Regions from separate parts of the Homo sapiens genome. Here region 2 is linked to region 1. Evidence: chromatin contacts called from ENCODE Hi-C or POLR2A ChIA-PET data. All regions are on one chromosome and are shown on one strand. The core of a region is the stretch at or near the end of the contact, and the rest is flanking DNA. Distances in the headings are between cores, read along the strand shown. Region 1 holds the start of SNHG16 (small nucleolar RNA host gene 16). Region 2 has its middle 16 kb from the start of ST6GALNAC1.

Region 1 (3,645 bases), core at 1,022-3,521:
TCATGGCGCTGGTGGGAGTGTAGCAGTGAGGACGACCAGAGGTCACTCTCATCGCCATCTTGGTTTTGGTTTTGGTGGGCTTATTTACTGCAAACTGTTTTATCAGCAAGGTCTTTATGGCCTGTATCTTGTGCCGACCTCCTGTCTCATCCTGTGACTTAGAATGCCTTAACCGTCCGGGAATGCAGCCCAGTAGGTTTCAGCCTCGTTTCACCCAGCTCCTATTCAAGATGGAGTTTTCTGGTTCCAATGCCTCTGACAGTAGTACTTCATCGCATTGTGAGGATTAAACGAGTTCATACATGTACAGAAACCAGTATAGGGAATGGCACCTGGTAAGTGCTATGAAGTATTAGCTATCATTACTATCTTGTCTACAGTAGGTCACCAGCCCGCTAGCAGCTTTTGGGAAATTCCACACTTAGAATTCCCACTGTAAGTCTCAAATGAAAGGAACTATGTTTGCAGGGATAGAACACATTCTTCCTTTCAGTATTACACAAAATAACGTGTCTTCAAGGGTAAGGTAGAGAAACCTAATGGCCAGAATTACTGCTGAATGAATTAATGATTATTTGCTGAAGACTTACTGTGAGCATAGCAGGTAAATACCAAACCCTGCACTGTTAAGAAATTAAAAAGAAAAAAATAAAAATAAAAAGAGGCTGGGCGTGGTGGCTCACGCCTGTAATCCCAGCACTTTGGGAGGCTGAGACGGGTGGATCACCTGAGGTCAGGAGTTTGAGAACAGCCTAACATGGAGAAACCCCATCTCTACTAAAAATACAAAATTAGCTGGGCGTGGTGGCGCATGCCTGTAATCCCAGCTACTCAGGAGGCTGAGGCAGGAGAATCACTTGAGCTTGGGAGGCGGAGGTTGCCGTGAGCCGAGATCGTGCCATTGCATTCCAGCCTGGGCAACAAGAGCAAAAGTCCATCTCAAAAAAAAAAAAAAAAAAAAATAATAATAATAATAAAAAGAGACTTCTGCTCTTGAAGAGCTTACAATCAAATGAAAGGAGGTAAACATAAGCAAATGTGGTAATTTGAAGATAAGTATCTGCAACATATTACCATCTGCAGGACAATATAACCCACACCGAAGGCCACAGAGATCACTGTTAATGGGTGGATGAGAACAGGGAGACTGGAATGGAGAAAAGGCTCTCGGTCTTGCAAACTTAAACTAGCTTTCAAATAGGTGCAAATTCTGGCCCTGATTGTTGATGTCGTTTTTGCCTTATTTTTATTTCAAAAACGAAGCCAGACCGGGCGCAGTGGCTCACCTTTGTAATCCCAGCACTTTGGGAGGCCAAAACAGGAGGACTGCTTGAGGCCAGGAGTTTGAGACCAACCCGGGCAACATAGTGAGACCTCATCTCTGCAAAATAAAAATAATCAGCTGGGCGTGGTGGCGCTCGCCTGTCGTCCCGGCCACTCAGGAGGCTGAGGCGGGAGGATCACTTGAGCCCGGGAGGTCCAGGCTACAATAAGTTATGATTGCACCACTGCACTCCAGCCTGCGTGCCAGGGTGAAACCTTATCTCAAAAACAAACCAAAAAAACCCAGAAACAAAAAAAAATGAAGCCAAGGTGTTTGCCTGAAAAATAACACTCAGAAGAGCAGTGGGTGTTACATCATTCTCCGTTCTTTTCGTAATTCAGCTCGTGACACTTGCCTTTTTTTCTCTTCTCGGAATGCCCCGGGCCCCTGGGCAGCCGCGGAGGCCGAGCCCCGTCGCTCTCCAGCGCTCCTTGCCGCCCGCGCCTCGGCTTCACCGGCCTCGCCCCAAACTTAAAAACACCTGAGCAGGAGGTTGAACGATTCCCTCGGAATCTCTCCTCTTCACTAACCCAGCGAACCACCCCAAATGCCCCTATCCTCCCCCAAATAAAATCCGCAGAGCAATTAACAAAGATACTCGGCCAAGCCCCGGTTTCCTCATCTGTCCCTGCCCCCTCGAACTTTCTGTGCTTCCCCAGTCTCGACCAGGGACAAACTGTGTTGAAGCTCAATGACTTTCTGGCAGAAGTGAACCTCCAGCTTCGTTTTCTGACAGCCGTGGTTCTTCACAGGCCTGGTTTCCCACTCCGGACCCTCCACTGCCCCTGGTGGCGGCCACCATCTTACCCCCAGCTCCAGGGTCGCGCTGAGGACGCGGCCAGCCCCCAGCCGCCGTAGTTTTGAACTACATTTCCCACCAGCCCTTTCTCAACATCGCGAGAGTTCCGGAGAGATTGCCGAGAAGACTTGCGCGCAGGGGCGGTCTCGCGTTCTTTTCGAGGTCGGCCGCGTGGCTGGAAGACATGGCCACTCCAGTCGGTGTTGAGCACGGCGAGCAGTCTCAGGCCTTTAGTGATGATGGTAAGGCTGCCTGGGTGGGAAAACGGGGTCTTCCTTGACACGACACTAACATACTTGGCTTCCCTTCCTCAGAGACGAAGTGGTGACGATAATCTCGGTTTCTCCCTCATAGGGTGGTTAGGAGGGTTAAAAGTACTGGATGAGAAAATGCTTTCCAAACGTTGAGAAAATGTTACTATGTGAAGGGAGAGAGCTCAAGCCCGTCCTCGGCGTCATAGGGCCGGCTTCTGCGGGGGAGAGCGCCTAACAACCTGGGCAGCCCCGTGCGCCTCCGCCGCGCGTGTGCTGAGCGTCATGCCCAGGGGTCTTCGGTGCCCGCGCACGGGCAGACTCTGACGATGGTGGTTCTTAATTCAGCATCAGGAGTGTTAACGTGTGAAGACGTGATTCCGCTTGGAGTGTCTTGAGGACGGCCCCAATCGGTAGTTCATATTTAGCTTTACAGATAGGAGTCAATAGGATTGTAAACTTCTGGAAAGCCGTAGTTTTAACAACGAGCCTTTTTTCCTCCCCCAGAGGCCTTTCTTTGTTTGGCATCTGCAGAGACGGTGAAAAGCAGAGCTCCAGGTTGAAGGATCAGAGTAATAGATGGAGCCCTTAACATGAGTAAGAGTGGGTGCAGGCAGGGCCTGAGTGGTCACTAGAAATGAGAAAGCACAGTTGGTGCCATCACATACATTCACCTCCTGCTTTATTCTGAAGTTCAAGTATGAGAATACGTGTTGACATACAAGCCAGCTATGGTAAGAAATTACTCAAAATTCAGAATGCTAATTATTTTAATGATAAAAATGAGTAGCGTCTTTGCCCGTGTGATTTGGGGCCACTAGGTGTCATTGTAACCAGCGTGGATCCTCGTTAGGGCATGCAGGGATGAAAGAGACATGGCAAATGAATTTTGGATCGCTAGGATTTAGGAATCTTTGTTATTGGCTGAGCTGAGGATGATTTAAAGTTATCCCTGTCTGAAATGGTATCTTTTGTGAGGAGGTCTGACTTGCTGAGGCTCAGCTGTTTAATACAAATCTGGAGAATAAACCTTAAGGTGGTTTCTGTTAGAATGAAGCCTGTTATCCTTCTCTTTTAGATTAAAGGTGGTGGCTGTGGCCTTGAAAACAGTCATGTGAAAACTCATCACCTTAAGGTGTTAAGTGTAAGGATCTTCATGATGAAATTTCTGTAAATGGTGAGATTTTTAGTACTTTCATAGACTTGAATATGCTTATGGTCCTCTTTAAGTATTGGTTTGTTAGTTTTGGGGATGTGTTGGTCTTCCAGGG
Region 2 (3,551 bases), core at 1,052-3,551, 100 kb after region 1:
TTTTGTTCTGTTGAAAATGTCTTTGTCAATATTCCCGGAGATATACAGCTTGTGAAAATCGTCCAAGATGAAAAGAATGTCTGCCCCCTTGATATTTGCTTAGGGAGTGAGGATAATGATCTCTTTGCAACTGATATTCTGCTTCAGAATATCATTTCTACCCAAATCAGACCAAAAAATCATTTGTTTTTTTCTTCAGGCTTTCCATCTGGGCTCTTTGTACCCACCTCTTTTTCTATGAGACGATTTGCCAGTAGAATACTCCATTTCAACAAACAGGTCTATGGAAAGAAGCAAACTAATTACATGCAGCTTCTTTTATGCTTGTGGCCCAGATTTAAGAGTTCCAGACCAGCCTGGGAAACAGATTTAGAAATGGAATCAAGTATTGACAGTGCTGTGATTGCTGAAGGCGGTCTACCTCTCCACCAGCACTGCCCATATGCTGGCAGGGTTCGAAAACCTTGTCTGAGTTGAGGAACAAGAAGAGGGCACCCCCAGGCCATCTCCCATGACCTTTGGAAGGTGCAGAAAAGCCTCGATGTCTCCATAGGAGGAAGCACAAAGTTGAGAGGAAGGGCAGGGCTCACACGCTGTCCAGGTGGCCTCTGAAGCAAATAATAGGGCCCTCCCTCTGGAGATTGGAAAGTGGATTTCCTGGTGGGGCCAGGGAAGACTAGGCTGGGTTTTCTGAGCAGGGCTTCGTTAAAGAGGGGACACCATCTATGCAGAGTCTACCCTATCCTCAGAGGTCAGCAGCAATAGATGGAACCAAGTCCAGCTGGATCTGGGGCCTCCTCACCTTGGACCTATAGTCAGCTACATTAAGACACCTCTGCTGTCTTCTTCCGTGTCCTGACCACTTCCATTTCCTGCTCTCCACACGAGGGCAGCTAGGAAGCGAGGCCTTGTAAAGAGAGGAGGCAGCAGGTATCACAGAACTAGACCAGGCCCACTCCCCAATCTCCTCATTCTCCCAGCAAGCAGTGTGAGTGCCCAGCTTGTGCTGGGAAGAGGAGGTGAAGCACTGTGAACCAGATATGCGAGTGGGGCTTGAAACAGGGCTGGCCTGAGCTTTACCAGGCTAAAGTGATGAATCTGCCCAAGATATTGCTAAGGGACTGAAGGGAGTTGGCATAGAGTGGAAGCAGTGATTAGAAAATAGAAAATGGGCTGGGCACCATGGCTCATGCCTGGAATCCCAGCACTTTGAGAGGCCAAGGAAGGCAGATCGCTTGAGCACAGGAGTTCAAGACAAGCCTGGGAAACATGGCAAAACTCCATCTCTTGTTTTTTTTTTTTTTTCTTTTTTGAGACAGCGTCTCACTCCAATGCCCAGGCTGGAGTGCAATGGTGTGATCTTGGCTCACTGCAACCTCTACCTCCTGAGTTCCAGCGATTCTCCTGCCTCAGCCTCTGGAGTAGCTGAGATTACAGGTGCCTGCCATCATGCCCGGCTAATTTTTATGTGTTTAGTAGAGATGGGATTTCACCACATTGGACAGGCTGGCCTTGAACTCCTGACCTGAAGTGATCTGCCCACCTCAGCCTCCCAAAGTGCTGGGATTACAGGGGTGAGCCCCCATGTCCGGCCAAAACCCCATCTCTACAAATACAAAAATTAGCCAGGCATGGTGGTGTGTGCCTTACTACAGGTACTCGGGAGGCTGAGGTGGGAGGATGGCTTAAGCCCAGGAGGCGGAGGTTGCAGTGAACCAAGATCACCCCACTGCACTCCAGCCTGGGCAACACAGCCAGACCTCATCTCAAAAAAAAAAAAAAAGAAAAAAGAAAAAGAAAATGGTTTCATGTTGATACCTCAATGAGGTGAGGCTTCTCAAGAAAACAACTGCACTTACACTCCTGTCTGGATACATTTCCCCCTCTCCTTTGATGTCCCCAGTCTGCCTCTTCTCTGACACTGGCAGTTCTGCCCTGAGGCCCTCTTCTCAGACAGCCCTGCAGCACTTTCTGCTACCCTTCTGTTTGGAACACTCAGAAGCCAAAGGTGCAACAACCTGTTGTTGACCTTTTCCTGCAGACTCCCCATTTCCTTGGGAGCTGTAGCCCAGGAATCCCGTAGTGGTAGGAGTCTAGCCCCAAGACTGTAGATCACTTAGGAGTTTCTTCTGTGAGAACATTCACAAAAATCAGAGGGAGGATTTTGCCAGTGAGTGCAGCCATTCCCTGCGAGTCAGTAACCCTCTGCCCTGCATCCATCCCTGCAGGAAGGACCGGCCAAGAACAATCGCCTCCATGGATGAGCAGCCACCCGCACCGCCCGGGACAGGGCAAGTCCTCTGCGGCACGGTGCATTCACCATGTAATTAGAGTCTGAGTTGTTTTGCTGAGTCACCCTATGTTTATCACATATTTTGACACTTCCTTGACAGCAAGCAGATGCCCCAAATTTTGTGTTTGCCCTGCTGGCGGTTACAGTAAATCAATAATAGTAGATAAGAAAAACAAGTAAACATCTCAAGCCCTAAAATGCAATAAAATCTGTCATTAAAAAAAACGGCTAGGAGGAAATTTGAGGGTTATCCTGCATGAGCCACACCCAGAGCCATGCAGGGAACGAAGTCTGCAGGTCCCCCGCTCTACCTTGGTGTCACCCAGGCATCTGAGAAACTCATCCACAGAGTCCAGCCCGAAGTTGCCATTCCCCAGAATGAGGAGTCTCCAGGGCTGGAGGAGAGGCAGTCCCAGGATGCTCAGCTGGTTGCAACCCCTGTCCCCACTTGCATCTCACCCCAATCAATAGCACTATCATCAGGATTCACGTCCCTTTTTTTTTTTTTTTTATTGAGACAGTGTCTTGCTCTGTCACCCAGGCTGGAGTGCAGTGGTGTGATCTCAGCTCATTGCAACCTCACCTCCCAGGTTCAAGCTATTCTCCAGCCTCAGCCTCCTGAGTGGCTGGGATTACAGGTGCCTGCCACCACGCCCAGCTAGTTTTTGTATTTTTAGTAGAGACAGGGTTTCATCATGTTGGCCAAGCTGGTCTCAAACTCCTGACTTCAGGTGATCCGCCCACCTCAGCCTCCTGAAATGCTGGGATTACAGGTGTGAATCACCTTGCCTGGCCTCAGGTCCCATTTCTTTCCCATGCAAGAAATGGTGTCGAGAATCAGGACCAGGAAATGTATATGGGTGTGGGCATCCTGTTTTGTCAGAAAGCAACGAAATTATCAAAGACAAATTTGTTCCAAGTTCACAGATCCTATTAAATAACTGGCCTGTACTCTTAGGAAATGTCAAGGTCACAAAAGACAAAGAGACTGAGGAGCTATTCCACATTAAGTGACACTATAGAGACAGAGGTAAATGCAGTGTTTAATCATGGATTAGATCCTGGAACAGACTTTTTTTTTTTTTTACATTAAAAACATTGTCGGTCAACTGGCAAAGTATGAATACACTCATAGATTAAATAATAGAATTGTATGAATATAAGTTTCCTAATATTGATCATTGCTCGCGATTATTTAACAGTATGTTCTGTTCTTTACTACAATATTTACAGGAAAAGGACACTGTGATTCATTCTC

The links. Hi-C counts contacts between places; a loop is a spot of excess contacts on that map. ChIA-PET counts read pairs that join two places held with the same protein, here RNA polymerase II (POLR2A). Pooled maps may share reads with other maps.
Region 2: a map of heart left ventricle shows a loop between it and region 1 (2.3-fold over the local background). The contact joins the enhancer-like site here to the promoter of SNHG16 in region 1. A Hi-C loop is called at or near these places in 20 of 168 maps with a recorded cell type or tissue (A673, B cell, CD4-positive, alpha-beta T cell and 13 more), 15 of 37 single-sample maps with no recorded cell type and 31 of 50 pooled maps. POLR2A ChIA-PET finds 5 or more read pairs at or near these places in 40 of 52 experiments (A549, A673, AG04449 and 33 more).

What each region holds. Positions count from the first base shown.
Region 1 is chr17:76,555,493-76,559,137 of GRCh38, forward strand. It overlaps SNHG16 (small nucleolar RNA host gene 16), which reads left to right and starts at 2,272. Exons shown (of 3, transcript NR_038111.1): 1 at 2,272-2,365. SNORD1C (small nucleolar RNA, C/D box 1C) reads left to right here and starts at 3,298; the gene lies at 3,298-3,377. RefSeq lists enhancers at 1,303-1,402, 1,892-2,692, 2,093-2,352, 2,693-3,494.
Region 2 is chr17:76,657,683-76,661,233 of GRCh38, forward strand. No RefSeq gene overlaps it. Among named protein-coding and RNA genes, the nearest start is that of ST6GALNAC1, 16 kb to the left of the region's middle. Within about 2 kb of position 2,302, at least 7 of the 41 ENCODE cell types and tissues checked have a DNase peak (open chromatin) inside an H3K27ac peak, as active enhancers do; they include CD8-positive, alpha-beta T cell and PC-9, where a contact is called at or near this core.